Regions from separate parts of the Homo sapiens genome. Here all the other regions are linked to region 1. Evidence: chromatin loops called from intact Hi-C (ENCODE). Cell type or tissue: PC-3. All regions are shown on one strand. Region 1 overlaps BMPR1B (bone morphogenetic protein receptor type 1B). Region 2 overlaps PDLIM5 (PDZ and LIM domain 5). Region 3 overlaps BMPR1B (bone morphogenetic protein receptor type 1B). Region 4 overlaps BMPR1B (bone morphogenetic protein receptor type 1B).

Region 1 (8,000 bases):
CACCACATCACTGTAAAATTTTGTAACACTGTAGACAAACAGACACCCTAATTTTTTTTATAGAGAGGAAAAGTGAGGGAGAGAAAGAGAAAAGACATAAAAAATAAGTATGGCATTGAACTTTGTTGAGAAAAACTAGAAACTAGAATAAAATAGAACAATGCCTTCAAAAGTCTGAGGGAAAAATTTTCCAAATCAGAAATAAATACCTGGGCAAATTAAGAGTGAGGGCAGGGGAAAAAAAGCATTTTAATATTTTCTGAGTCTCAAAAATTTACCTCCCATGTATCTTTCTCAGAAAGTTATTGGAGGAGATATTCCTTCCAAATGAAGGTATAAACAAGAAAAAAGATGGAATAGGTACCTGCTAATGGTAGATCCATCCCAAGAGAAGACGAAGCTTACCTCCAAGATAATGCTAAATGTGGATAATAAGATGAGACATTGCATAGGACTTCAGGAGCAAGCAGGCCTCATTGAAGGCAGGTCAAAAGATGTTGGAAGAGAGAACTCTAAGATGTTGAAATTAATAAAACGACTTATGTATTTTAAATTTAAACTGGGAGTTTGGAAACGCATTTGTAATGAGAACACAGGGGACTAAGTAACCAAATATTTAAACTCTTATACAGACGAGAGATGGGAATATGTACGTATGTAGTAGGAGCAGGGATGAGAAAAAATAACTAAATCCTCATCTTTGATAGTGGAAAGTCAAAGGTAATGCCTAAAATTGAATAATAAAGAAAGAGTAGTACAGTTATTTATTTAGAGATACAGATGAAAATGCCAAAACAACGAAAAGAGGTATAGGTGTAGTTGCTACGCGGAAAGGAGAATTTGGGAGGATGTTTGTTAAAAAATAATAAATAAATCTCTTTCAACTATGTAAAAGCAAACCTACTGTAACGTGTGTGTGCGTGTGTGTGCGTGTGCGCGCGTGAAACAGAGAGAGATGTATAGAAGGATTCACATCACCATATAAGCACTGATGAAATACATGAAAATCCTGCATCTTTTAGAAAAATGTGATTATCTCTGTCAGGGAATACTGAATTTTATATTATCAAATTTTTACAATCTACTTTCAAAGGGGCCATAATTCCTCTTTCTACATTCCTGTTTCTATATCTGCATGGATCTATGGAGTAGCAAATTAGGACAGATAATAGTTGGAGCTATTTAAATGCATTTACAAATTCCTTGTCCATTCAATATAAGGAAGTAATTAGTCACATATCCTGATGTGGAATAAAGCACATCAATGAACAATGAAGGAATGGGACACCAAAAGAGAATCGAGCCAAGAAGGAACTTCTCTAGCTAATCTTCATGATGGTATTCCCCTCTGGATCAATGACTACGGCTTGGTAGTTAACACTAAATCCACTGATGGCTCACCATGTTTTCATGTGTTATGTTTACACGTGTGCTTAAATTGTTGGTAAATCTACATTCTATAATCTACAATCTGCACAAGTCACAATATTTCCAATCACCTGATAACTTTAAAATAATTGATGGCCGGGTGCGGTGGCTAATGCCTGTAATCCCAGCGCTTTGGGAGGCTGAGGCAGGCAGATCACGAGGTCAGGGGATGCAGACCATCCTGGCTAACACGGTGAAACCACGTCTCTACTAAAAATACAAAAAATTAGTCGGGCATGGTAGCGGGCACCTGTAGTCCCAGCTACTCGGGAGTCTGAGGCAGGAGAATGGTGTGAACCTGGGAGGTGGAGCTTGCAGTGAGCCCAGATCGCGCCACTGCACTCCAGCCTGGGTGACAGAATGAGACTCTGTCTCAAAAATAAATAAATAAATACTTGATAATGTGTAAGTTAACAGATATAAGGCAAGGCGGAAGAGAAGCAGCAGCAGAATGAACCTGGGGAGACTCACCTTAAACGCTAAGAAAACCATGAAAAAGAAAGATGGTAAGATGCACATGTACCCTAAAACTTAAAGTATAATAAAAATAAATAAATAAGTAAAAATAAAAGCCACAAAAAAAAAGATCTTCATGTGTACTCCACATTTGAGAAAAGGGCCAATGAGAAACTGCACTGTTTTATCTAACTTTATAATTATGCAAAGGTATTTATACAAGGATCACTTTAATATCAAGTCATACTGAAGTTGTACAAAATCCAGCCTCACAGACACAAGTCAGGCATTCTGGATCATAAACAAGACAGAACATATCAGCTATGACATTAAAAAGGTAATTACATGCATATATAGAAATAATCATTTTATGAAAATATGAATTTGCCTGGTAATTATGATGCTGAAATAATAAATAGAAGAAAAGACAAATGACATGTATTCATAATAAATGTAAACATCAAGATGACTAACAAACATCCAGTGGATTAGCAATAATGAAGATATATCCCAAATATCAGATATCTGATTAAAATAACATATAAGAATGTACTTTCTCACATTTTATTATATTAGTATCCTAATATACTAGGCAGCCATCAAAAGAGATAAAAGATACATTTAGTTGACTCATATAAATATTTATTAATGAAATCCTCATTTTACTTGATTTTGTTTTAGTTTTATAAAAAATGATAACCCTTGAAAACAACTGGAAGGTATCTAACCATTAAAAAAATTAAATGTAATTTAGTACATTCTGTTTACTAAATCAATAGAGTAAAATCTACAAAAAAGTTTTTCACCAAAGAAAGTCAGGCTGGGCGCGGTGGCTTACACTTGTAATCCCAGCACTTTAGGAGGTTGAGGAGGTCGGATCATGAGGTCAAGAGATGGAGACCATCCTGGCCAACATGGTGAGACCCTGTCTCTACTAAAAATACAAAAATTAGCTGGGCATGGTGGCACATGCCTGTAGTCCCAGCTACTTGGGAGGCTGAGGCAGGAGAATCACTTGAACCCAGGAGGTGGAGGTTGCAGTGAGCTGAGATCACACCACTGCACTCCAGCCTGGCGACAGATCGAGACTCTGTCTCAACAAAAAAAAGAAAGAAAGAAAGAAAGTCAAATAGTGAATAGTTTCTAGTTAATTGTAAAGCAAATGTCAACAAAATTGATTATTTCTTCCCAAATGCATTTTAAATAATTATAGGCTTTCAATAAATATTTAAAAACAGAATCATGAATAAACCTGACAGAAAATATAAAGAAAAAAACAGAGAAAAATTACCCTTTCAGGAAATTTCTCAGGAATAAATACTATATCAAATAAGTCACTCGTTAAGAGCCCATTCCATTTTGCCATTTTTTTCTTTTATTCCTTTGTCCCTCCCTCCCCTCTCTTCTCTCTTCTTCCCTCTTTCTCTAATAACTGATCTTTAAAACAGTGTAAATCCAGACACTACACATGTGTGGTTCACTTAGCTTGTGACGTATAGTTACATATATATTAGTTATATATAAATTAATATATAAATTATAGTTTTATATATAACTATATGTAAATATATATAACTATATGTAAATATATAACTATATACAGTTATGTATATAACTATATTATATAAACTATATATAATATACAATTTATATCATATACTATATATTAAACTATATAACTATATATAATAAAGTTATATAACTTTAGTTACATATATTTAATTTGATTTAATATATATTTAAATTTAATTGAATATATATGTTTAAATTAAATATATATATAACTATAGTTATATATTTATATACCTATATATTTATATATAAATATAAATATATTTATATTTATATATTCTATATATAGATATATAGTTATATATAACTATACATAGTTATATATAACTATATATAGTTATATATAACTATATATAGTTATATATGCCTCTATATAATTATATAGTTATATATATAGTTTAGTTTACTAACTAAATTATCATGATAATAAAAAGTAAGGCTTTTGGAAGCCACTCTAAAATTGGTTCTCATTTTTCAGAGGATCGTTGGATTTTTGGCGTGCAAATAAACAATAGAATTATTTTCACAGGATGTTTGTGTGTTACTGAATCACGACTAAATTATATTCCTTATGATTCTTATAAGGAATAATACAAAAATAGAATATTAAGAATATTTCTTTAGAAATAGATTTACAGATTTTTCAGGCAAATCAATCAAATTTCATGAAATTACCTAACTATCAGAATGCAATATTGTGACTTCCATTCAATTACAAGGACTAAAAAGGAAGTTATTTTTCTTGAATATCCTGAATATCTTTTCTGGAAAATATATTGCAGTTATATACATGTTTTTAGCTATGTACATGTTTTCTATGGAATCTCTTGTAGTAGGAAATAAGGTAGAGTTATAATTTCTTTAAAGTATTTAATTGAAAACAGTGGACAATAATGAGCTGGAAGCCTCATATAAACACTGTAAAATAACTTCTTTAATGTATATAACTTAATCAGTTCCTTATTTTAAAAATATTTCTATATTATTTTATATTATTATATACTCATATACGTGATTTTTGCAGAAAAAACAAAATGCAGAACAAAAGTAAAATGTAAAAAAAATTTCATACTATTACATATCAAGAGTACAATGTTACAAAAATTAAATTTTATCTTCAAAATTAATCCATTACATCCTAAAGTGTGTTTTAACTGTATTTAGTTTTAGTAATATTCTTATGAGTTCAAAAATATCATAAATAAAAAATTTTTAATTTGTGATATAAAGGACTGTTTTATGTCATAGTCAAAAGGGTATCAAAATCCACTGCCACATTTAAATGCAGAGAGAAAAATCTGTATGAACAGTAGAGAAAATTCAAGTAATATTAAATTCAATATGTAATGCACTTAGAAATGGATATGAGACTTTAAAATTCATTAAAAAGTGACATATAATCATTTTGTGTCATACAAGGTCTACTAATAATCTATCTTCCTTTATCTTTTTCATTTTTAAACTCTTTGAATATCACAAAACTTAACCAAATGTTGATTCTCATCACTGTTCTTCACCTTCTACACCAGAGGGCAGGCAGGGGCAAGAAGAGAAATTGAAATTCATATTACACAAGTTTGCACTTTAAATGTCCAGGGTAAAGAGGTTAGTGGAAGAAAAATTTTAAAGTACTGAACTGGCTAGCAACAACTTTGGGAATGACCCATCCTACAGCTATTTGTACCGTTATGATAACAAATAATGCAAATCAATGCCCATTTTCTTTCTTAACCAAAACTAGTTTAAATACTCACAGTTTTTTTAAGAGTCTATTTCACACAGGAATAAAACTCTGATTAGAGCTTTAAAACAATATTAATTTTTAAAATAACTTTGTGACATCAGATAGTTTAATCGCTAATTTTTATTTTCAACACTTAAACCTTGAATCATTTAACTCAATTCACTGTCTAAATTTTTCAACTCTAAAGGCCTGAGTTTCATTTTCATCACCTAACCATTTTTCCTTATACTAAAGTACTTTCAAATAAATCATTTTCTATGCTCTTTGCAGCAAAAAATTTAGGAAAAAAAAATTATATATATATACACTAAATAATTAATAAAAAGTTGGGACATATGCCTAAACTTTTCTGGAAAGTAACAAAATATAAATACAATTTTTATTAAAAAATACCAGAGCAAAATCATATGTAGGGAAAGAACAGATTTTCTAATATTAACTGTGATGTTACCTACACAGGAATCTTTCTCCTTCAACAGACAGAAATCAGATAAAAGATAAGGGAAGATGTTGGTGCTAAATTTCTGGACATGCTATGCAGGAGTGAAATGTCAGATGACAAAGCAATATCAGGTATGGTCACTGAGCAGTGGAGCTAGACTTGATGACGATGTAGGGTAAAATAGACAAATGGGTTCAAACTCGAGCTCAGCTACTTAAATGGCTTAGCAAGTGACTTAACTAACTTCCTTATAGAAGACGTGGAGAGTAGCAGTACTCACTGGTTGCAGTGGGGTGGAGGAGAAATCCACATAAAGCATCAACTATGGTTCTTTGCACATAGTAATTGTCAATAATAATAAATTGTTGTTTTATGTGCTGCTGACTCTTACTATTATTCAGTTTTCTCTTCCTTTTCCCTACTCCTTTATCTCCCGTTTCTATTTGTCTTCCTTTCCTTTTCTCCCCTATTATCTTTTCCCCTTCCTGGCTCTCCTCTTCCTCAATTCCTCTTTCTTTTGCTTCATTTTACTGCCTTTTACTTTTCCTTCCTTTCTAGATTAATCACGGTGAGCAAAGAGTCTATAAAAATATAAGGTTTTCAGCTTAAGAAACATACTGAAAGTTTGTTCAAGGATGACTAAAATATTCTTATTTTCTTTCATCTCTTGGTACATTGATTCATTTAGCAAATAATCATTAAATCCATTTACATAACACAATGACCCAGAGTACTTGACGGTGTCCTCAATAAAATAACAATCTTGCTTGTAAGACAAATCAGCTACACGTGGAACACTGTGAGACAAATCAACTACATATGGAAAGCCGAAATACATATAGGAAAACAATAAAAGAGATGTCACAATGCCACATAATTGCCAAATTAAGTCCTAGACAGGAGTGCATAAGAGGGAAGATTACTTTGTGTGTGGCAGTAATCAACCAGTATCTTTTATGGAAACCATAACCACCAAAACCAGGGATATTGCCAGTTTTTAATTTCAGCCACTCATGGTCAACACTAATGAGTAGGTTAAGAGACACACTAATTTTAAATATAACTGCTGGCTCTTTCTAGAAACCAGGGCTTCATAAAATATTTGTGAGTGTTTCTATTCACTGACATTGTTTCTCTTTTCACCATACTCACACATCGACATTACACATCACCCGGGTTATGATGGATAATCATGTTTTCAACATTTTCACATCAGAAAAACCCTGCCAAGAGACCTATAAAAGCTTCAATCACTCAAACATTTTATGTGATACCAGACTATGACATAAAAAAACATAAGAAGAGTAAATATGACATACAAGTCAACAGACAACACCAGACTATGACATAAAAAAATCATAAGAAGAGTAAATATGACATACAAGTCAACAGACAACACAAACATTTATATTCATTTGTTTTCCAGGTAATTGACATAGAATTATAAACCTCAGCAGACATAGAATTATAAACCTCAGCAGGAATAGTAATTATGATAGTAATAAAAATTCTTTGGACATCATAATTACACTCTTTAAATTTAAAACAATAGCTAGCCTTTCCCTTAGGTTTTACTCTGCTTTTGAATTTAGAGAAACTCAATCAAAATGTTTATATAAATTAAAAACCTTTGAAAAATCTCTAAAACACAACTTGTTTATAAGTATTTTTAATAAAAGCAACAATATAAGAACAAAATTAACTTGACAAGCAAGTAACCATGATTTAAAAATATGCAACATCAAACTGAAGCCACTGTCACAAAATAGCATAATCTCAGCCGATAGAATGATTAAAAATTAAAAATGACTTTGTATTTTAAAATATTTAATGTGTCAATTCAGCTCCACATTGTTAGAAAAGAAACTGAACCGTGGTCTCTTTGACAATAATGTCAGAGTCAACTAGAACTTGGCAGATTTCCAAGCCAGGAGCTATGGTTTTATTCAGCAGTTTCTATGAATGCTCTGCTTCACAGAGTTCCGAAGCTAATCAAAGTAGATGTTCAACTTGCCTCCACACCAAAAATTACTCTGCAGCTTTGCAAAGCACTCCCAAGACAGCCTAGTGTATAAAACTATTTTATAGATGCATATATGTAAAGGGAAGTGACAATGAAGTCAGACAAACCAGAAACCAAATCACCGTGTTTGTGCTATTCTTTTTCCCCAAAGAAAAAACCTGGAAAACATTTAGAACCTCTCTGCTCCTAATCCTTACCATACCCTCTAATAGGAAAACTGTTAAAGGTAACCTTAGCTATTACTGACTTTAAAATATTCAAATATATTGCTAGTTCAAATATTTAAATATTTGAGGTATAAAATATAGTATATATATTTCAAGCTAAACACTATT
Region 2 (8,000 bases), 480 kb after region 1:
TACATAGGTACTCTATAGGGAGTCAAGTTCCCAGAGAGGGCAATGGTTAAAACCAGCAGCCCAGTTAGGTTAAAGTGTAAATACCCTGCAGTCACCCTGCCCAGGGAATTCTCTCCAAAACACTGCCACTGCCCAGGGCAATATTCATTATCTATCTCCAGATTGGATTACCTGAATAACTTCTTAAATGGTCTCCAGGTCTCCAACCTTAATCTCTACAATGAAGTCATGATGATCTTTTAAACACATTAATGCTATAATAATCTTTTAATAATGCAAGTCTGATTTTGCCACTTCCGGCTTATAAATGTTTTAATAGCTTCCTTTCAGCATCAAGTCCACACTCTTACATTCAAAACCCCCATTAATGCAGCCAACCTTCTCTCTGGGCCACTAGACAGTCTTAAACATACTGAACTACTTGTCTTTCCTACCCGAAGCCAAATTCTCTCAGTTTTTGCATATGTTGCTCCCTCTCCAAATCGGCCTCTTCCTAAAAATGTTCAAGGGTCGTTGACTACATGCTATTTTGTTTTAGGCACAAACATTAAAATATTGTTCCTGCATAAAATAGGACTTCACTATAAACAAATACATATTTTACCTCAAGATTGTATCCTCAGAACTTTAAGTCTTTTTCTTCCCTTTCCACTGATCCACACCTCCATGCCTCTGAACTGGGACTCATAGTTTGATTTGACTCTTCTTTGCACCTTTTTGATGATTTCTATATTATATACTGGTGTTTTGCATCCGAGCTAATTTGTCCACAATGACAAAATGGGCGATCCCACATTCCTAATATTTCCTCTGCATTCCACTGCTTGGTTCCTTATATGCAGTAAATTATCACATTTTTTTTAGATGGGGGTCTAGCTCTGTCACCCAGGTTGGAGTGCAGTGGCACAATCCTGGCTCACTGCAACCTCCGCCTCCCAGGCTCAAGAGATCTTCCCATCTCAGCCTCCCGAGCAGCTGGGACCATAGGCGTGCACCACCATGCCCAGCCAACTTCTTTTTTTTTTTTAATTTGTGGAGATGGGGGTCCCGCTATGTTGCCCAGGCTGGTCTCAAACCCCTGACCTCCAGCAATCCTCCTGCCTTAACTCCCACACTATTGGGATTACAGGTGTGAGCCACAGTGCCTAGCCCTCATACTTTTGAGAAAAAAAAATTCCTATCATGGGGCTTTACAACTGTTATTATTTTTTAATTTCCAAAAATAAATAATGTATTACTAGTTATGGTACTGCTCATGTTCACGATCTTAATTCTGAAGAGAGTTAAATGCTTCAAGAAGAGTGGAGCTCCCTTCTCCTTAGCAACATGCTTATTTTCTAATAGCAGCCTTTGGCAGACAGTGCTCCCACCTTTTCAATGACTGTTGTGGGAATTTCAAGTTTGGCAGGAGGACAGAACAATATCCTGGCAGATGAATTCTGCATCCTTCAGATCGTATGATGTCCTAAATAAGACAACTGACTTCTCTACCCACTCACTTTCTCGGGGACATTTACTGAGGGCCTATAAACTGTGCCAGGCATTGTTTAGATGCTGTAAAACAGATCAGTATGACTTGGTCCCTGTCCTCAAAGGAATCTAAAAACAGTCGTAAAAGACACCTATGTAAACAATTAAAATGAACAGGATGAATGCTATAACAAAGACATTATTGAAATTTTGTAGGAGTATTGAAAAAGAACAGGTAACAAGAGGGCTCAAGAAAGCTTCACAAAGGGGGAACAAGCTGGTCTTAAAAGGTAAAGAGAAGTTTGTCAGGAGTAGAAGGGATGGAAAAGCATTTCAAATAAAAGGAGCAGCTTGTACAAAGCAGAAAAGTGTGTGCCAAGGAATGATATGAACTCATGAACTTCAGTGTGAGTGGACTATAGGGAACAGTGTTATAAAATGAAGCTGGAGAAGAAGGTTGGCCTGAGATTGCAAGGGGACCAAAAATTCTGTTAAGAAGCTAAGCATTTTGACCAGCAGCAGACAGCCCCAAACATTTTCAAGCAGGGACATCACATGAGAACCAGTTTTTGGACAGTAACAATGTAAGTTATTAATGCCATCAAGAAAAGGAATAAAGGCATAGAAAGTTAACCTCTGAGTATCCTCTAAGTATCTGCAGCCTAGTTATATCATTTGATTTCACAAGAATGCTATAGGAGAAGCTTTTAAGGTCTTTATTTTAATAGTTAAAGAAATGGAGGCCGGGCGTGGTGGCTTATGCCTGTAATCCCAGCACTTTGGGAGGCCGGGGTGGGTGGGTCACGAGGTCAGGAGATTGAGACCATCCTGGCCAACATGGTGAAACCCCGTCTCTATTAAAAATACAAAAATTAGCTGGGTGTGGTGGCAGGCACCTGTAGTCCCAGCTACTCAGGAGGCTAAGGCAGGAGAATCACTTGAACCTGGGAGGTGGAGGTTGCAGTGAGCCGAGATTGTGCCACTGTACTCCAGCCTGGGCGACAGAGTGAGGGAGGAAGGGAAGGAAGGAGGGAAAGGTGAGAAGGAGGGAGGGAGGGAGAGAGGGAGGGAAGGAGGGAGGGAGAGAGGGAAAAGGCTCACAAAAATGCTAACCTTCTGAAATTCATACCTGCAAAGGGCAGGCATTTCTATTTTGGGGGGCCACCACCAGTCAGAAAACTGGCTCAATGAACAACGGGTCCAGATCTATCAAAGCATTGCTTATATTCTAATGAATTATTCATTCTCATTTTGTATATGATTAAACTAAAATTAGAAAACTGATGTGTTCCAACACAGAAAGGCTCTTCATGACTTTATGACTGAATTTGTGAAAAACATTTCATTACATTTGTAAGATAGTAATATTTTATACATACATTTGTATCTAATGAACTAAATTTACCTAAGCTGCTATCCATAATTTAAACAGGAACGCATAAACACATGATGAATCCGCTATCACCTTCTAAATCAAAAGACTTTTTCATTTGCATCAGGAAGCTTTTGAAACTATTTATCTAAGACTAAGAGTACATTCTGAGATGATTTTGTTGTTGTTATTGTCTTTAAACTATGGTATACCATTGTGTAGGGCAGAAGAATTTGAGTGGCTGGGAATTTTGTTTTTATTTTTAAATTTTCCAAAATAGTACAAAATAAGTTAACTTTGCCACAACGTAATAACTGAATAAATGCCTGTTTATAGCACCTGGAGCAAGATAAATAAGAACTCAGTAAATATTTTCAAAATTGAGCTAAGAATTATGATGTAATTCAACTGTGACTTCACAACAGGAAAACATTCTTTTTATAATTTTGTTTTATAATGTTATATAATGTATAATGTTTTATATTGTAGTTTTGCTCATATAAAATTCATTTATATTTTCTAGAAAAAGCATAATGTTTTAAACACTAACCATGTGACTCATTATTATAATTGCTAATATTGGCCTACTTTGATTATTCTCACAAATTTCATTAGACTTGGAGAAAGCACTCCATCGCCCTCTTGTGGTAATTTTGCTGTACTATATTCGCCAAGAGTTCAAAAAAATGAACTTTTTCTTTCCACTTAAAAGGCAGAGCAGTACTTTAACCATAAACTTCTGAACTTCCAAAGGCCGTATATAAACTTTCTGTCCTCCACTGTCCATATACTTTGTGCCTTCTCTTCGGTTTCTACCTCAGAAATTTAGTCTTTTCGTTGCTTTTTACAAAACATTCTCCTGTTAGCTTCCAATTACCATACCAATAGCATTTTTCTGAAAATTACTTTCTGTATTCAAATGCACAAAGTAATTACAGAAAATCTTCATCATCATACATAGGCTTTAAATAAATAGAAATAACTCAAAAATGTATGGGGCTGAGCTTAGCATTTTTTCCCCAAAAGAATAGATCATGGTAAGTCAGTTAATAGTCCAGAAATTTCAGAGACTAATAATATTAGACTAAGTGTTTTTTAGTAGTCCAGAAATTTCAGAGACTAATAACATTAGACTAAATGTTTTAAGTTTTTAGAAGTAATGAAAGTCTTTCCTCTAAAATAGTCTAACTCATATGCCATGGCCTGTCCTCTTTCCAACACAATAGAAATACTTCTAGCTTTTTTTTTTTTTTTTTTTTTTTTTTTTGAGACAGAGTCTCACTCTGCCACCCAGGCTGGAGTGTAGTGGCACCATCTTGGCTCACTGCAACCTTCGCCTCCTGGGTTCAAGTGATTCTCCTGCCTCAGCCTCCTGAGTAGCTAGGACTATAGGTGCCCACCACCACGCCTGGCTAACTTTTCTTTTATTTTTAGTAGAGACAGGGTTTTACCCATCAGGTGATCTTGATCTCCAGGATGGTCTCGATCTCCTGACCTCGTGATCCGCCCGCCTCAGCCTCCCAAAGTGCTGGGATTATAGGCGTGAGTCACTGTGCCCAGCCACTTCTAGCTTCTTAGCAAAATTAGTGACATGTTAACACATGCCACTATAAAATAGACTGTATAAATAACGTTTTCTAAAAATAATTTATAAATAATTTATTTAGTATCTAATATATTTAAACACTGTGAAAAATACAAAAACAAAGATGGATTCCTACTTAATTAACTAAAAAATTCACTCTTACAAATCTCAAAAATATTCTTAAAAGAATAATGAGTGACCATTTTTTTTTTGGAGACAAGGTATCTCACTCCTGTTGCCCAGGCTGGAGTGTAGTGGTGCAATCACAGCTCACTGTAGCCTCAACTTCCTGAGCTCAGATGATGCTCCCACCTCAGCCTCCCAAGTATCTGGGACTACAGGCTCATGTGCCACCATGTCTGGCTAATATTTTATATTTTTAGTAGAGATGGGGTTTTGCCATGCTGCCCAGGCTGATCTCAAACTCCTGGGCTCAAGTGATCCTCAGGAGCCACCGCACTCAGCTATGATCAATTCTTAAAGCTATCACATTGTGAAAAGTGGCCCCTTGGGTACTCAATCAGCATTCATCTCAAAACTGATGAAGAACGACTAGAAATTAGAGGGCTAGGTGAAGAAGTACATTCTGTACAGAGTGGTAAGAACTTTCAAAAGCATGGTAGTATGCCATGTCTTGGAAACTGAAGATGGTTTAGTGCAACCAAGCACAGATTATAAATTGGGTGAAGCAGGAGATGAGGCTGAGAAGTTAGTAGGGGCCAAAGTATAAAAGGTCCTAAATGATTTGTTAAGGAAGGGTGGGATAGTCAAGCATCCACAGCAGAGGAGTAAAGCAGCAAATCAGAGTTTGAGAAAGATCACTTGCTGCTGGCCAAGCATGAGAGCTCACACCTGTAATCCCAATGCTTTGGGAAGACAAGGTGGGAGGATCGCTTAAGCTCAGGAGTTCGAGGGCAGCCTGGGCAATATAGTGATATTCCACCTCTACCAGAAAAAAAATAATAATAATAATTCCCAGCTACTAGGGAAGTTGAAGTGGCATGATCACTTGAACCTTGGAGGTTGAGGCTACAGTGAGCTATGATTGTGCTACTGCACTTCAGCCTGGGAGACTGGGCAACAGAGTGAGATCCTGTCTCTCTTTTTTTTTTTGAGATGGAGTCTCGCTCTGTCGCCCAGGCTGGAGTGCAGTGGCGTGATCTTGGCTCACTGCAAGCTCCACCTACCGGGTTCATGCCATTCTCCTGCCTCAGTCTCCCAAGTAGCTGGGACTACAGGCGCCCGCCACCATGCCCGGATAATTTTTTGTGTTTTTAGTAGAGACAGGGTTTCACTGTGTTACCCAGGATGGTCTAGATCTCCTGACCTCGTGATCCGCCGGCCTCGGCCTCCCAAAGTGCTGGGATTACAGGCGTGAGCCACCGTGGAAAAAAAAAAAAGAAAAAAAAGAAAGATCACTTGCTGTAGTATGGAGGTATGGGGGACAGACTGAAGGAGGGGAAAGGAGACAGGGAAATTAGAAGTCATTTGTAATGAAGAGGTCATGAATCAAAGCAATGGCTCTGATGACACAGAGAAGAAATTTGAGAAATAATAAAAAGTAAAACCATTAGATGTTAGTTACTGTGAGAATGTGGGGCGTGGGGTCTAAAAGTCTACATTCTAGCTTTGGTGACTGAGTGGATGTGCAATTCCCAGAGATAGGAAATGGTTATTTTCAGACATACTGGATTTGAGGTGCCACCAGGAGATGGCAAATAGATCACTCAGTTGGAGAGAAAGATCTGTAAATTATCGATAACTAAGTAATGAAAGGAACCTGGATGAGAGATCACCCAGGGAGAGCATAAAGAGTGAGAAGAGATGAAGGCTGAGTCTGAGATTAGCAACATTTAAGTACAGTCCCATTTTCCTGTTAAAAGGGGTACTTTTTTTTACATAATCATAAACTTTGTTCATGTTGGGAGAAATAGGAAATGATTTAGTCTTTCTTCATTTTGCAGATCAGAAAACTGAGGGTGTCAAAGAGGTTATGTGACTTTATTTAAAGCTGTTAATCTGTAGAAGTCAATGAGAACTCAGGTTTCCAAACTGAGGCCAGGCAGTTCCATCCTGCTGCTCAAATGCTCTTTCTAGTACTGTGTCCTTCTTCCCCTATGCTACATAAACTGTAAGAACAAGAATTGGAAGATGCTTTCTTCAGTAATTGTTTGATGGCAATAAATGTTTCTGTGGTTGTTATTTGTACATATCATCAAAACTAAAATGTTATATTTCCAAGGATAACCTTCCAACAATATAGTTGTTATTAAATAAGACCCAAATTTACAATTTAACACATGCTTCCTATTCTGGGAAACAAGGAAATGCCCAATCCTACAATTATGAATAGCAAATGCGACTGTATCAAATACACACAAAGAATGTTTATGAGATGTCTCAGAGAGAAAAATAGCTATAGTTTAATCCTGATAGTCCTTTCTAAATCTTAGGTTATTGAGAATGGGTTTTACCAGTGAATTCTACCATATATCCCAGAACACATTTTCATAATGAAACTCATTACGAAAAGCAAGACGCAAGAGATTTCTCTGGGCTACCTCCTTGGTTTGGCCGTTGCCAGCTTGGTGACTTGATGACGCCAGTGGATCCTACAGGCTTGAAGGCAGCTGCAGCTGTGAGGCTGGTAACCCCTGGTCTGCCAGAGGTTGGGCTGTCCAGGCTCTCGGGCATGCTCCGTGTGGAAGCTACCGAGGAAGCCAACTGCGGAGAAGGCTCCTGAGAGTTACTGTAAAGGAAATAAAGAAACATCTTTGGTGAAGTGGTAGCAACGTAACTCAGCAATAATCCTTTCTTTTCAAAATCCATTAATCAATCAAAATCCATTGATTAATCAATTCTTTAGAAAAGAAAATCTTTGAAGTCATGACTGAGGGATTGCCTCTCTTTAAAACTGAAAAAAAGAAAAAGGAGTCAGATTGCATTTGTTTCATACTTTGAAAATTCTTTCTAAAAGGTCTACCATGAGAAATTAGGCTACTGAAAATTTACACAGTTAATCATTTTAAATGATAAAAGTCTCCCTGACACCTCAGCCCTTACCAGTTACTCTTTTTCTTCTTCTACTTTTTTTTTTTTTTTTTTTTTGTAGACACAGGGGTCTCACTATGCTCCTCAGGCTGGTCTTGAACTCCTGGCCTCAAGCAATCATCCCACTTCAGTTTCCGAAAGCACTGGGATTACAGGTGTGAGCCATCATTCCCAGCCCAGTTACTCCTTCTACTCACATACTCACTCATTCATAAATATTTAAGCACCTACTATATGCCAAACGTTGGTTGTGCTATGCACTGGCCACAAAACAATAAACAAGAAACAACCCTTGCCTAACAGAACACCCAGTGTTATGCATTCATAATAAAGGGAAAAAAGAGACAAGACTGCCATTATCTTCTCTCAACCAAGAGTTACCTGTTTAAACAGCAGGTCTTATCTATGCTAGTTCCAGTTTGGTTTTGAAGATCATATGGCCTTTATTACCAAGTCATTTGTGATTTATAACTACATATAACATCATTTCCAAAAAAAAAATAATAATTCTAGGTAGCCCAA
Region 3 (8,000 bases), 160 kb after region 1:
AGAATCAGCACAATGCATACCTCAACTTTCATTCAGTGTTCTATTTTCCTTGATTTTATTTTTGGTGCTTTACAAATTAAAATGATCAACATCTGCCTTTACACTAAACCTATATGAAATATCTAGGATTTACTGAAAATAAGATAGGTAAAATAAGCATATGAGGACTCATTTATCCCATAGCCACTACTTTGTCATGGCTCAAACCATAGTGCCACTTCCAATCTCACTCCCTCACTATCCCAACTAAGCTCTTACCTAGTTTATGATTGCTATCCGATAACTGAAACTTAAGAATTGCCCTTCCCTCTCCTGCAGTGTGTATGGATTGTGTGTGTCTGTGTGTGTGTGTGTGTGTCTGTGTGTGTGTTTATACATATACATAAAATTTAAAAAACAAAAATCCATTTGTATATTCTGCAATATGTTGTAGTCTGTCATTATTTCATGTATTTAAGTCTTGCCCGTCAGATAAAATCTCAACCCTAAACAGAATAAGGAACAAAATCATATTCTTTTAATTTTTTTCCACTATGAATAGCAGGGTGCTAAACACGTAGAGCAGGAGTCAGTTTATTTATTCAATGCATGACAATTAAATCCCTACCTGTTAATGTGCTGAGGGATGAGGATTAAGAGAAAAACAGAAGGCAGTGTCTGTCCATAAAGGGTTTGTGGATGTGAGAAAGCCATGTAAACAAACATTTTAAGGGGTATACTGAGAATCAAAATGGAGATGTATTCAAGGCATTAATACGGGAAGACAGAGGAAGTGCCTAACTCTGCCAGGGAAAACATCACAGAAAAAAGATACAGGTCATTTAAATAGAATCGTGAAGGATAAAAAATTCCCAATCAAGAGAAGAGGTAGGAATGGCATTCAACTAACAGAGAACAGCAAGTGCAAACAAAATGATGAATGAGTGAGCAGGCCAGTACAATGAGGGACTATAAAAAATGCATAGGCTGTAAGTACAGGTATAGAAAGGGTGGTGACAAGTAACAAGGCTAGAATGGCAGCAAGGACTTAATGAAGCTGGAGGACGCTACATGCCACAAGACACATTCCTCCAGTCCTGGAGGCACTGGGGGTCACTGCAGAGACAGTGATAGGCTCGGATATCCATTCTGCTGATGAAATGGTAGACAGTTTGGAAGGGGAAAAAAATGAACAGATGTTAACAAACTATTTTAGAGTCTGAGAAACAGTGAGGATCTGCGCTAAGGGACACAGAGAAGAGAACTGTGCTAATTTCAAGCCTAAGTACAGATGAAAACAAATGGAGTGAGAAGAGAAGAGAGCCAAGGGAAGGACTGAGCAACATCAACATTTAACATAAAGCTCTACTGAAAGGCAAACCCATTCTTAGTTTGGAAATAAACTAAATATTTTTTCTATCTTTAAAACTGTAGTTCTCAAAGTATCAACAAGAAGAAACAGATCAAGATAAATATTTTAAAGCCTACACTGGAAACTCTTTATCTATCCAATAATCTCCCAATGTCTTTCAAACACTACGTGTTCAAAAATAAATAAATTCCATCTCCCTTGCAGCCCACTCCCCTCACCCCCAACAACAACAACAACAAAAAACCTGTCAAAGCAAAGAAGCTGCAAACATACCTGTTCATCAGGCTTTCTTTCGACAATGGGTACAAAAATTCATTTGAAAGCAGTAAATAGTCTACAGTCACTCATCCTATTTGGCCACTACACCATTTGACTTCTTCCCTTCTCTAGTTGCTCCTGTCTGTCCCACGAAATTCAAATTACTGGTCTTACACCTTTGGTTAGACATATGGCAAACTGCCTCTGTATAACTTGGCATAAAAAATCATTTTATGATTTTTCCTTTAACATTAATGATTTAATTTCTGTGAGGTATACTATCATAGCAAATTCAACTTGATTTAGAGCTCCACAGCATGAATACCACGGTCAGATAAACATGCTGCTGCTATTTGTAGCACAAAATGTTCCAATAGAAGCACTCTTTTCTGACTTTATCGTTTATACAAGGCACATCACTTCAAGTACACCCACTGACTTTACCACTGTGAAACCTATAAAATACAAAAATAACAATAATACAGGAAAAAAAATTAATCCAAGGCTTACATTATAGTCTAACAACAAAAAAATGCACACAAAATCTAAACTTTTCACTCCTCTGTTAGAGGCAACATAACTTTAGAAAGATAAGGCATTTTCCCCTGAAATCATATGCCCATATATATTTTATTTTGTTCTCCCCGCTAACATTTTCTGAGCATCTATGATGTCCCAGGCATTCTGCCTATACTGAGATGAATATGAATCTTGTATATTCTTTCAGGTAAAGTGGCTGGCAATAACTGAATGAAATCAGCATCTACCCAAAGGCTACCATATCACCATTTAGTTCTCAGCTCTAAGATTACCTCTCTGAAAGCCATGCCCTAAATATTTCTGCTAATACACCACCTCACACACATACAAGTCACTCTCTGTCCTTTTACTCTGTTTCATTTTTTTGTAGAACCATCAGCCTTGTCTTGATTTTCTTTCATTACTCTGTGTGTTTACTTTAAGTGTGACTTCCACTACTGAAAGGCAAGCTGTAGGAGGGATGGAAAATGCCCGTCTTGTTCACCACTTTATCAACGGTGCCTAGAAGGGTGCCTGGCATGTGCACAACACATATTTGGTGGTCTAATGAGTGCTTCCAAGTTCACAAATTACCAAAATATTAAAACTTTGTTTTATATGAAATCGTAATAGGGGTTTATTTGGTACCTCCATGAGTTCACAAGATCCAGAGACATATATATTCCATAAATTGACAGGCTAATAGAAAGAGATTTACTCAATTTAGTTTCTATCTAGTGCCATAAATTCAGTGGAAGTCAAATGCAAACTGCCCTTGAAGCATATTTAAGCTGTCTTTAAAATGGAGAAGCAAGAAAAGGAATACAAGAGGAAACAAAATTAATTTACTTGCTGAAAGAAGTATGAATACCATAGTTAGGAATTCATAATGCAAACAGTTTCAAAATGTCATTCAAGTTTCAAGTTCATATTTTTTTTCTATGACTTAGTGTAGTTATGAAAACACACTACACACTATTATATTAAAATATACAAAGTAGAAACTTGTATTCTGTAATAATTGGGATCCTCTGGAGGTGAGCAGCATATTCATATTTGGATTAAATAATGTGAAAGTTTCATTTGGTACTACTATAAAATATGAAAAAAGAAAACTAAAACAAAAAAACAAAAAGGCACACAGAATCTTGAAGTATCATGCTTCCAAAAACATGATGGAATAAAATTCCACTTTTAAAACCTATTTTGCAGGGGGAAAAAACTATTAATTCCATGTTGATACAGAAAGCACACAAAAGTTGCATTTTCTCTACTTTGGATCTCAGACTCTCAGTTCCATAAGTATAGCCCATTGTATGCAATTCCCAGGTCAGGGGTGCAGTAGACAAATTAATTAGTCTATTAAGTCTCAGTCGTATCCTGGCACTGATGTTTAGGTTAGCACCTTCGGCAACAAGTTTCTAACGCTTAACTATGCTGCCATTTGTTCCTGAGAGAAATTAGGAATGAAGGAGGAGAAAAAAAAAAAAAAAAAACCATAGCTGGGAAAAGTTCCCACTGACCTAAAGGCAGAAACATGCACGTGAGTCAGCGGTAGATTGGTGTATACATAAAAAGGAGAAAAACTCCAGTTGATTAGTTCTTGCTATTTCAAGTGATTAGGAGAAAAATAAATGGTTTCTTATCTAAGGGAAATTTAAATAGCATTTAACACTCTACAAAATCAACCTTAAAAAGATGATAGTTTGCTATGACTTAGCACTAAAGAGAAGCCCATGATTTCATATGATGAATCTCTGAAGTATTTCATGGGAAGATTGAACACTTGACTAAATATTCGTGGATGCTACAAATAACTGAAATGAACCAAATCACATATTTCCAAAAACAAACACATGTGCACTCATGCACATATGCACAGAGAAAGAGACTATCAGTTATTGTTCACCTTGAGCCATCAGCTACTGCAGGGTGTATCTAAAACAACCACATACCATACATAGTTGGAAATACAACAGAGCCAAGTTTGTTGACTGTCATACAACGCAACGGAATACCTATGTACTGTGTAGGCATTTTCTTTTCTCTTAAACTTTTCGTTTTCTTTTGTTCAGTGAGGTCATGGTACAGTGAAATGTTTTTACAGCATCACTGACCCAGAAGTGTGCAAAGGATTAGGCTCTAACAACTGTTTTACACGTAATAATTGGGTGTTGAGATTGTCTCAAATATCTCTGAGAACAGTAATGAGAAATGAATAACAGGATAAAGAATAACTCAGTTTACAATGACAGTCTGTCATAACAAATATCTGTTACATATTGGTCAACCATACTATGTTAGAACCCTGATACACCTTTACTAAAGTGATGTTAAACACCAGGCCATTTAGAATCCATCCAGCATGCTGGATTACTGAAAAACAATTGCAGTAGATATGTCTTATAGTTTCTCCAGACAATCCTATTGTCTGGGCTCTATAAAAGCTTGAGTTTGTCTCATTTCCCCCAGACTCAATGCCATTAAATTGAGGATTATGCAAACATAACTACATTTCTTAGAATTTTTCTTCAGGAAATAATCGGAAATACTGAGATATTAAAGTATTAAGGAGGTCAAAAGATAATGATTTAATATTATGTATAATAGTAAAAACTGAAACAATGAAAATGTACAACAATAAGGAAAAAGTTAAATAAACTATGATATAATGGAATAAGAAGTCGTTAAGTGCCATGTTTTCAAGGAACAGTTAATAGGACATAAAATCCCTAGATTATGGCAGGCAAACAATGAAGAATTGTTAAATGAATGAAATAAAAATGCAGCTTACAACTTTATGAATAGCTTAATTCTAATACATACGAATATTATATAAAAAGCATTATATATACATCTTTTATATATAATATGCACACTCAAAGAAAAAGAAAGATACACCAGATGCTGACAGAGGTTATCTTTGGGTAGTGGAACAAAACACGATTCTTACTATACACACATATTACTTTTACAATTAGAAATGAAGCTATTGTAGCTACTATAGCAGTTTGAGTCAAGTAAGGTCATTAACAAAGATGATGATCCTGACAGAATACAGGATGAATCAGAACTTTCTGAGTGATATTCTCATCAAACAGTTGATATAACCGTCAGACCTAGCCAAGTCCAGCAAATCCTGATACCCTCCAACACTATCTTTCCTCCAGGCATAATTAATCCCTGTTATTAAATTACTGTTTCTTATTATTATGTATATTAATGTAATGTCTATTTATCTGTGTGATGTGTTGTAAAATGCCAATTTTTTTATGGCTCTGGAATTCATCCTCTAAGGCCAAAAAAGGGGTGTATGTGGGTATGTATTTGACAAACTCATTTATTTATGACAAACTGCCCTAAACCTGTTTCACATATGGCAATGGATATTTTTACAAGCTCTGCTAAAGAGAATCTCATCCTTCAAATTGACAGTTATAGTTTCTCCAAAAAAATATCATTTTGCAAGTTTTTTAAAATAGCATTTTGAATCAACATTGCCAACTTTTTTAAAGTGTTTCAAAAGATGCAGTTACTCCCTAAACTAAGAATAGTGATATCTGTTTCTTAAGATCCAAATTATTTTATGGGCAAAGTCCATTCCAGCCTATCACTTACAGATACCTTTTTATATCATCATCTATGTCACCCAAAGGTATCCCCATGTGTAGTTTTTCTTCAACTGTCATGACATTAAAGTAAATGGAACTCCTCTGTGATCTATTTGTGTGGTTACTATGGCAGTCACTTGAATTTTGCACTTGGGATAACCCTATTTGGGGCAGGGGAGAAAAGTAAGGAACCAAAAGAATGGAAGAAGAAGTTAGGGCAATGGTCAGCACCTTTAAACACTTACTTTTTATTTGGAACAGCCTTTGGCCAAAATCTATAAAATTCTGACCTGACTTTTTGGCTTCCTGGCATGAAAGTCCTTAGTATTGTGATGCGAACACCATGACAGTGGAAAGAACATCAACCTTTTCCCTTGCTCTTAAGAATCATTAAACTTCTGCTTCTCGCCATCCCCCAAATTTCCACCTCACACTCCCCCACCAACCCTAGTCAGGCCCTGGTTCACAGGTTCTATTGACCAGACAATGGAAACGCCACATGGTGACTGAACGGCTCTGATGGAAAACAGATGAGACAGGGTACTCTGCTTGCCCAGCATTTTTAAGCATGCAGCCCTCCCTTGCTGTCTTTGAGGATATCACTGTAGGTGACACGTGAAGACAGTTAGGGAACGAAATCTGAACACTTTCTATTTTCACGGGTTTTCTTAATTTTTTCAAAGTATTTTCACTCTAAATATGATATCCTAAAAAAGGAAAAGAAAACAAAACAAAACACACTCCAGTAGGTAACAGATAAAAGCAGCTGATATAATTGAAGAGTAGAAGCTGCAGGCAGAGGCTGCAGAGCTTCACTGAGAGCCTGCCCACCTACTCTTCAGCTTCCCCCAAAGCTCCCTATGACCCCTGAAATTCTAGGGCCCTGAGGAACATGACTTGAAAACCACTTAAAAAGATCCTGTCCTTTCAATCACAGAGTTAATATTCACAATGTTGATTATTTCCAGCAACATAAAAGTCCACGACGTGTATAACATTTGTAACTTTAAAAGTCTAAAGGAGTCACTAAATTTTTTGACAATATTTTGCTCTATTATTATGAGTAAAATTGTGTCACAATAGGATTTAAAAATCCTAGGGGTTCATAAAAATAACAGGCCCAAGTTTTTAAAAATGCATTTGTCCTCCTAAATTATTTTCAATAGAGGAGGAGAAAACTGTATTTTTTATAGCTAGCTGTAAGTGAATTAGCTACCAAGCATAAAGTCAGAGGCCAGAATCACGCAAAACCCTATTCAATAGTAGAAACTGTTATAGTAGTTTCAGAAAGGAAAAGAAAATTAAGCAATGGTCCTCATGCCACTTAGCCAGCCAAAGAGATGTCCAGAAACTTAATATATCCTGCCTTATTTTTTTTTCTTAGTCCTCATAAAACTGACAAAACAAAAGATGGGGTAAAGTTTTAAATAGTCAATAAAAATGTTTTGTAAAGTGCTCTGGATATTTTTAGTGTCACAATAAGGCCTCATTTCAAAGAAACATGGTTGGATGCCTTGAAAATTTTTGCATATTTCTATGATATATCTTCAAGAGATAGTCACTTGAGATAAACATTTAATTACTTCCTACTTGAAAACAAGAGTTTTAATAGCTCATTCCACACTATATTGTAATTGTCTGTTGATGGCTTTTTAAAAGTATTGGTACTTGTAAACTTCTCACTAGGCAGTGAGTTCCTTGAAAGTAGGTTGTAGGTTTTATTCATCCTAGTTTGGTTATTCATTAATCCATTCAACATTCCCATTGTATACCTACTAGCCCTATACTAAATCCTTATTAGTAGTTAAGTATACACAGAAAAAAGTCACAGTTCCTACCCATAAATTCTAAAAGTGTAGTGAATAAGAAAGCAAATGATTGCAATACAGTGTCTTAGAGTCCAACACTGTGTCACAGGAGCACAAAGAAGTGACAGAGAGCTCACCTGAAATACCAGGGAACAGCCAATCTGAACCACAGTGGAAGCTTCAGCTAGGTTCTGAAGACCACTGGGAGCTAATCATGGAATGTGTGGTGACATATGCAACCAGAAGATCTAAGCAATGCCATATATTCAAGGGTCTCATATGTTATACTGAAGTTTCTTCACTTTATTCTGAGAATCCATTTAGGAATTTTGGAAAAGTCACTTTGTATATACAACAGAGTGTATATAAAACAGACTAGAAGGTGCAAAACTGGCTGCAGGGAAACCAGTTAAGAGATAGTTGTGGTGATTCCGGTGAAAAACGATGTAATCC
Region 4 (8,000 bases), 270 kb after region 1:
TTTTATAATTAGTAGGAGTACATTCCAAAATAATGACAAAAAGTGGAATCAATACATAAACCTGTAACATAGTCATTTATTATCAAGAATTATGATAAACTGTACATAATTGTCATTGTGCTATACTTTTGTATGATTGGCAGCACAGGTTTGTTTACACCAGCATCACCATGAACAGGTGAGTAACGTGTCGTGCTATGGCGTTACGATGGCTACAGTGTCACTAGGCAGCAACAGGAATTTTTCAGCAACATCCTTATGGGACCACTGTCACACATGTGGGTCTCAATGACCAAAACGTCATTATATTGCACATGACTGTATTTCCTTCCAGTGGTAAATCAAAAAAAGTAATACATGATTATTTTATGAATTTTATTAACATCCACCTCTACTATTTCAGATATATGGTAGTATCTAGAAGTAAGTTTTCCCAAAGGCAACCCCAGTAATAGCAATGCTTGAAGGAGTTTAAAAGGGGTGAGAGAGGAACAATCTAAAATTATATGCTACATGGAATCAAATCTCATCTATGATGCCACTTAACGAAAACCAGTGATTCAAAAATATTTTAAATATTGAAATTTTAAAATAGTTTTGACAAAATATGAATCACTTATTTATCTAACAGAATTATATTTATAAATACAAAGTATAGCAAAGTGTATAAATGTGAACACATATATGAATAGAATTCTATAATCACATATCGTGTTAAAACATTAACTTTTCTGAATGTCTTAAGTCAAAAATATCCCATATTAACATTTCTAATGTTTTTTCTAAATTTTGAATTTTCCCTTTTGAAGCTGTCCAAAAAATAGTTTATTATTTATCTCTAAGAAAATTTACTGTAACAAACATATGCAAGAGTTATTTAATATAAACATACTTTCTATGATGACCTAAATATATTACTTATCAGAACTAGCTGATAACTATCATGAAAACTCCATGTCATATACTTACATAATAAGTCTCATTTCTAATATTTTTAAATTCAGAATAATTATTTTTTCTCAAACTCTTCCTACAAAAGATAGATGCACTGAATTTTATCTAAATAAAACTGCCTACTGCTCAAAGAGAAGCTTCCAAGCTACTGTTTATCCTTCCCAAATTTAGAAATGCGTTACAAATCTTCTGCACTATTTTTCAAGCCAATCACTGTAAAATATAATAAACTACATCTCTCATGTCACATAATCCTGACCTTGGGGATTATAACAGGTATCATCCCTCCTTTTCCCTTAGCACCTTGGACTTCCTTACTAGAGCACTTCATTCTTTAGGAAAGGCTGTTTCCTTTCCTCTCCATTTCTATGCACTCTTAATTCTGTGAGGATCAGCACTGTGCTCCTTTTATCTACCGGTGTGCATCCAGCACCTAGCACAGTGCCCATGAAGCCCCTACTAAGGACCCAATAAATAACTGTTGAAGGCCAGGTGCCATGGCTCATGCCTATAATCCTGGCACCTTGGGAGGCTGAGGTGACAAGATCGCTTGAGCCCAGGAGTTCAAGACCAGTCAGGGCAATGTAGCAAAACCCTGTTTCTACAAAAATCATCCAGGCATAGTGGCGTGTGCCTGTAATCCCAGCTACTCAGGAGGCTGAGGTGGGAGGATCTGTTAGCTCAGGAGGTCGAAGCTGCAGTGTCCCAAAAAAAAAAAAAAAAGGAAAATAAAATCATTGTTGAAAGAATTTCCTAAGAGCAACATCATAAAGAAATTATGCCCTATTGGAATAAATTGAGAGAGAAAGCTTAAAGAAAAGGATAAAAGCACGCCTCCCTGTGAAAACTAAATTCCTCAGGAATTCTACTTGCACTTCTTTAACTCACAGAAGCATAAACTTAAGGTACAGTCAGGGTGTGGTATGTGAGGTCAGATATTTAATCTACAGTTAATCCAGCTCTACTTTTACTAAATCATGAATCATAAACTTTCAACACCTTTTTCATTATACCACACCTATTTTCTACTTGGCAAGAATGCATTATCTTTTTTTTTTTTTAATGACTTCTCTCACACACACACCCTAAGCATAAAAACTTGACACCTAAATATCACTACTCAGAATAGAAGGGCCTTCTTTTAAAAGCATACATATTTTTAAATGATTAGCTCTTTATTTTTTAAACTATGTTCCAGGAAACCCTAGTGCAGTGGTTCTCACATGTATCAGAATCATCTGGAAGGCTTGTTAAAACACAGACATCTAGGCCCTACCATCAGATCTAATTCAATAGGTTTGGGGTGGGGTCCAGATTGATGGTGATGCTCATAGTGCTGGGACCTCACTTTGAGGATGAGAGTCCAAGGGTGCTTGTTAATAGATGTTCTCTAAGGGAAAAAAAATATCCATTCTCAAATAATTCTGGAAAATGCTGCATATTCTATATGCCCTCTTAACATTTCAGTATACACATTCACATACTGGAAGCCCTGAAAGTTCTGCAGTAAATTAATATGTTTTATACTGTTTATCAAACAAAATTATTTGACCCTGGAATCCTGTAATCAAAGAGCGGTAATTAACATCTTAATATGCTCTGTAGAATACACTGTGGAAAAATCTACATTGGACTCTTTAAAAGTGTTTTCTTTAAAATATATTTCAGCAGAAAAAATTCTGTTATTGGAAATAACCCAAATTATTACCATGTATGATTCCTGTCCAAATAAAATAAAAGCATCTCAACTTCAGATCAGGCACTGTTCACTCAATCATGTATCTCATTTCTTGCAATGCTACTTTTTATAGTTCTGGGTGTGAGGTAAATATCAAGATCACACAATGTTTTAGTTATTAATCCTATTAATTAGAAACTAGGTATAATTTAACACTATTTTAAATTTGAATTAATGAAAGCCACAAATTCACCTTTATTTGTTCACATTTACGAATAAAATGTGTAAGGCAATGGAATGAAACACTTTACGTATATTCAAGTGAAAACATTTTCTCACACGTGACCTTATCTGCTGTTTACAAACACCTTGTGTGAAACTGATATGGCAGGCATTTTTCTCTCTGTGTTAGCATGAGTTGGTTAACTGAGAAAAGGAAAAGCAAGTGAGTCACCAATTATGGAACTAGGTGATGACATGTCTTTTGACTCACATTCCAGTCATCTCTCCATGACACTGTGCTGCTTCGATGAAAACTTTTATACTCATCCCGTTGATTTTATCTGACAACTTTTCTCTTTCTCCTCCCTTTTAATCACAAAAACTGCATGTGAAAATAAATAAATATTTAAAATCTTTCACATCATAGGATAGACAGATACTTTCAAATACTGCTACATGGGAAGCTAGGCACTGCTGGCTGCCACAAAAACAGCAAGAATGAATCATTAGGAGAAGAAAAAGAAGGGAAAAATGCTGAACAAAGGCATCAGTGAATATTTAATAGAATTTTTTAAAGTAAGCTCTCTAAGGAAAGACATTTTTGTCTGCTCACATGCCTAACTCAGTGTCTGCCAAACTAGAGATATTCCATACTTATTTGTTGAACCTGTATCAAGAGGCAGTAATGTGCAAACAGCACAAAACCATAAATAATATATTTGAGAAATATATAAAGTTTATATACACTTTATATACATATATTTGAGAAACATATTTGAGAAACAGAAATAAAGTTTATATACACTTTTTATAAACAAAGTATATATACACTTTATTTTCAAAGGGTTATTTATTAAAGAGATTTTCAAAAGGCATTACGAACTTTATATAACATAATCATACTGTCTCAAGTCAAAGACAGAGGAACTACTGCTTAAAACTCTAAACTTGCAAAAGGAAGTGCTTTTGCTATTGAAGCCTCAACTAACTCAACCAGAGAGACACAGAGGGGGATGAGGAATGAGGAAAAGGGAACGCTTATTACATAAAATGCCATTTTGGAAACAGTATTCCCCTAATGAGCCAAATTAGATTATATTTCATATTAGGAAAATTACTTCCTTAAAAACCTACAGATTTTTTAGAATTCAGTATTTTTGGCTTATTTTTGTAATTATATCATTTGAAAGTAGTATTATGCTGCAAGTTTTACTCAAATAAATTATTTTAATTAAAGAATTTACATCTGTTTGGCAAAGTTACTATATTTTAATTCCTACATTTTATTGGCAAAACTGTTTCTCTTGGAAAGGTAGGGTTTTTCACTGAAATCGATACGACTAATATAAAACTATTGATTTCAGTTTCAACAATTTAATATTATAAGCATATATTTACCTTTCCTTTTGGGTAAGCAGAATAAAATGTTTCCTAAATTACTAATAACAGGGACTTTAGCAGGGTAGCAATTATGCATGTTTCCATTTTTATTAATGTATAGAACATTCCAGATGTTCCTCTTTGCTTGGTATTCCTGAGATTCTCCCTACCTTAAAAATGGTAAAGTAATTGAATAAAAAAAAAAGTCTTGTAAAAGGAATTTCAACGATTCCACATTTTTTATAAGAAAATCTAAAATCTGCAAGAACAAATTCTCCTCTGAAAATGACTTAAACAAGTGAGAGCAGGGACACAGCAGAAAAGCACAGTGCAAAAGAGAACAAAGGGAGCAGGAAGTGAACCTGGAAGCAGTCCAGCCCGAGTGAGCTTTAAAACATGGTGAAAGAAGACCCCAGTGCTGCAGGTGTGCAAATGACTACATTTGACAGAGAAATAACATCTGCAATATCCCCGAGACCTTTTCTGAACCTTAATATTCTTCACCAGTTATCAACTCTACCGAAAGACCACAGCCGAAGGCTCAAGTAAGATCTCTAGGCAGTCCCTATTTAAGAACTAATGTTTCACTTATGCTTCACATTATCTTTGAAAATCTAATTCTACATTAAGTACCATTCTGTCAATTTATCTATTGACTGGCCCTTATCAAATAAACAAATAAAAATATGAATTAATATTTTTGAGGAAATGATTTTAAAATTTTTTTTTCCACAAATAAAAATAAACCTTTAGATCCTGTTCCAATAACCAATGGCACTGGGGAAAAAGTAATATCTGTAATGCAAAAGCCTAAAATAAAAAAGAAATGTTACCATATGCCTGGCTCCAAAGTTTAGAAAAACAGAAAAAATATCCTTTGTTGTGGTATTTTTAATTCTCTACAAATGTAATGTGTACTTATAAAATTTGTTTTTATTTTCTTATATTAATAAAACTATTTCCATTCAGAAAAATAGACTGCAATGCAATCCATTTTCTTTCCACATTCTGCAAAGCATTTTGATATTTGTATAAAGGCAGTCTGGATTTACCCATTACAATAGTACTCTGTTTTACTCCCCAGAACTATTGCAACCAGGCACTGTCACCCATGTATTTTGTCAATGGTGGTTTAGGAAAATCAAAGGGTCCCAATTCTTGCCAATGAGAAGGCAAGTCTGCCACAAGATTTCTGGGAAAGGTTTTTTCCCATCTTAAAAAAAAAGATGGTACTATTTTGTTTTGTTTTGTTTTGTTTTTACTTTTGAGACAGGGTCTCACTCTATCACCCAGACTGCAGTGCAGTGGCATGATAATAGCTCACTGCAGCCTTGAATTCCTGGGCTCAAGGGATCCTCTCACCTCTGCCTCCTGAGTAGCTGGGACTACAGGTATATGCCACACTGCTCAGCTAATTTTTAAAAATTTTTCGTAAAGATGACCTCTCACTTTCTTGCCCAGGCTGGTCTCAAACTCCTGGGCTCAATAGATCCTCCTGCCTCAGCCTCCTGAGTAGCTGGGATTACAGGCATGAGCTACCACACCCAGTAGTACTATTCTTATAGCTGAAAGTGGTATCTGCTGCTAACAGCCAGAGGATGGGGCCACCACAGAATGTCAGAGACTAGCGATGAACTCCCATCCACAAAAAGAACACTTAACATGAGTCTGGAATGACATTATTGAGCTTCTAGTCTGTATCAATCACCTCTGGCATCAAAACTACATGAACATCCACTTAAAAGAGATTCTAAACGTCCTTCTTTTTCAAGTAAGCTTGTATTGAAATTTTCTGTTTGCATCCAACATTGTTCTACCTAATGCACCAATGTAACAAAATGTCCATTTAAATTAGTTAACTGATCAAGGAGTCCATGTTACAAATTTCAGTAACTACAATTTTGTAAAACACAAAAACTAGACAATAATTTGAACACTATATATAACTTTCATTACATTTTTATTTTATAAAATAAAAATTTACCCAATATAAAAACGTTTTTACTCAAAAGCATACCAAATTTTCCCCATTTTTCCCCAAGATCAATTAAACAGAAATTTTTCTGTGTGAATCAAATCTTTTAAATAAAATTCTTATTTGCCTTATTTCACAAGTAAATGTTTTCATTCTCTCAGACAAAATTAATTCTCTAAATGTCATATAGACAGTAAAAATGAGTTCTCATTTTATAATTTCTTTATTCAAATGAGCTTTTTAGAAAATAACCAGAATGTTTAAAAACAGATCAGTTCAAATAGCATAAGGATACACTACCTTAGTGTCTGCATTTGGGGCTAAACCATGAAGTGGTTCAAGTTTGGAAGCTCCATAAGTGATTAAGATACTTGCTCTGTTCACATGCTCACAGTGCAGTAAATAAATGAGACACTGAAGAGACAAGAACCATATAATAAGTGCTACCACAGAACTGTGTACCAGCACAAAGAAGCATCTGATTAACAGGTGAATTCATGGAGAAGGAAAAAGTTACGGTGGGGAAGGTTTCCTTAGCTTCCTCCTGAATGGATGCATGGGAAAGTGCTGGCAATGATCAGGCTAATTAGAATTAAGTGGTAAATTCGTGCATCAAAACTCAGACAAAAATGTTAGTATCTTTAAATGCTTGAATTAGATCAATTAAACATTTCATTTTACTTCATTATAATTCTGAAAGAAATTTAAACACCAAATAAGGCTTTAAACTCTAAAAACTAAAAGGATAGTGGCTGGGCACGGTGGCTCATGCCTGTAATCCCAGCACTTTGGGAGGCCAAGGCGGGTGGATCGCAAGGTCAGGAGATTGAGACCATCCTGGCTAACACGGTGAAACCCCGTCTCTACTAAAAATACAAAAATTAGCCAGGCGTGGTGGCAGGCACCTGTAGTCCCAGCTACTTGGGAGGCTGAGGCAGGAGAGTGGTGTGAACCAAGGAGACGGAGCTTGCAGTGAGCCAAAATCATGCCACTGCACTGCAGCCTGGGCGACAGAGCGAGACTCCATCTCAAATAAAAAAAAAAAAACCAAAAGGATACTAAAAACTATTCTTCAATCTGTAGGCTGCTCAGACAGGCATATCTAACCTTTTCTCTATTCCATATCTCAGTCAGAAAACAGCCCTGGTAAATATATGTATGGTTACATCTTTGCCTTATAGAGAGGTTAGGCTGTGTGTGCAGTAGAGGGCTTAGTATGCAATCCTGGTTCTTTTTCTTCATAAACTGTGACCATTAATTCCTTCTCCTCTGCTAGTTGTCTCTCAGAATCACTTTCCAGACACTGGCTCCTCCAAAATGAGGGCACAGCTCCCCAAAACATAGATCCGAACACCAGCTTTGCCCCCAGCCTTTTCTCATAACTCATACATATCCACCCACAGAAATGTGGCAGCCCACCAGGAGAGAAGCATGGTAGTGAACCAAGCTAACTTTCTACCACATCCGTTCTCCCACTGACCCCTCAAAAGCAAAGGAGCCCTTCTCTGCCCACTTCCATTCTAGCTTTAACCAAAATTTTGGAAAGCAGTTTTATCTCAGAACTCTTTTACACCTTCTGTCACTCTTTGGTGAGGTTAATTTAGAATATGAAGTGAGAAAGAGCACCTCAAGCTCATTAACAAATGATTTCAATATATTTCAACTAAGCAATTAAAAGAGTTTCTGGTTAACAGGAAAGCTTATAGTGTAGGATACAGTGGCTGCCTGTGGAAATGTTTGCCAAGCATAGATACCAAAAGTTAACTTGAAAAAATTTATTTTTTGACATTA

Evidence for each region. Peaks named below come from ENCODE experiments on the same cell type or tissue, not always from the same donor. Only the 100,000 strongest peaks of a DNase experiment are listed, where the experiment ranks them.
Region 2: it touches region 1 in a loop (16-fold over the local background); 40 of 110 quality-filtered maps call a loop at or near these places.
Region 3: it touches region 1 in a loop (3-fold over the local background); 3 of 110 quality-filtered maps call a loop at or near these places.
Region 4: it touches region 1 in a loop (6-fold over the local background); 6 of 110 quality-filtered maps call a loop at or near these places.

What each region holds. Positions count from the first base shown.
Region 1 is chr4:95,092,538-95,100,537 of GRCh38, reverse strand. The region is part of intron 3 of BMPR1B (bone morphogenetic protein receptor type 1B); the gene reads right to left. Among named protein-coding and RNA genes, the nearest start is that of BMPR1B, 340 kb to the right of the region's middle. In PC-3, a CTCF peak has its summit at 4,992 (motif pointing right); a DNase peak (open chromatin) is centred at 5,007; H3K4me3 peaks cover 2,120 bases; H3K27ac peaks cover 3,348 bases.
Region 2 is chr4:94,617,180-94,625,179 of GRCh38, reverse strand. PDLIM5 (PDZ and LIM domain 5) reads right to left here. Exons shown (of 13, transcript NM_006457.5): 8 at 6,989-7,176. Among named protein-coding and RNA genes, the nearest start is that of BMPR1B-DT, 140 kb to the left of the region's middle. In PC-3, a CTCF peak has its summit at 3,488 (motif pointing left); no DNase peak of the experiment used is centred here.
Region 3 is chr4:94,930,078-94,938,077 of GRCh38, reverse strand. The region is part of intron 2 of BMPR1B (bone morphogenetic protein receptor type 1B); the gene reads right to left. Among named protein-coding and RNA genes, the nearest start is that of BMPR1B, 180 kb to the right of the region's middle. In PC-3, no CTCF peak of the experiment used is centred here; no DNase peak of the experiment used is centred here; H3K4me3 peaks cover 1,668 bases; H3K27ac peaks cover 1,925 bases.
Region 4 is chr4:94,823,005-94,831,004 of GRCh38, reverse strand. The region is part of intron 1 of BMPR1B (bone morphogenetic protein receptor type 1B); the gene reads right to left. Among named protein-coding and RNA genes, the nearest start is that of BMPR1B, 69 kb to the right of the region's middle. In PC-3, no CTCF peak of the experiment used is centred here; a DNase peak (open chromatin) is centred at 3,114; H3K4me3 peaks cover 776 bases; H3K27ac peaks cover 1,517 bases.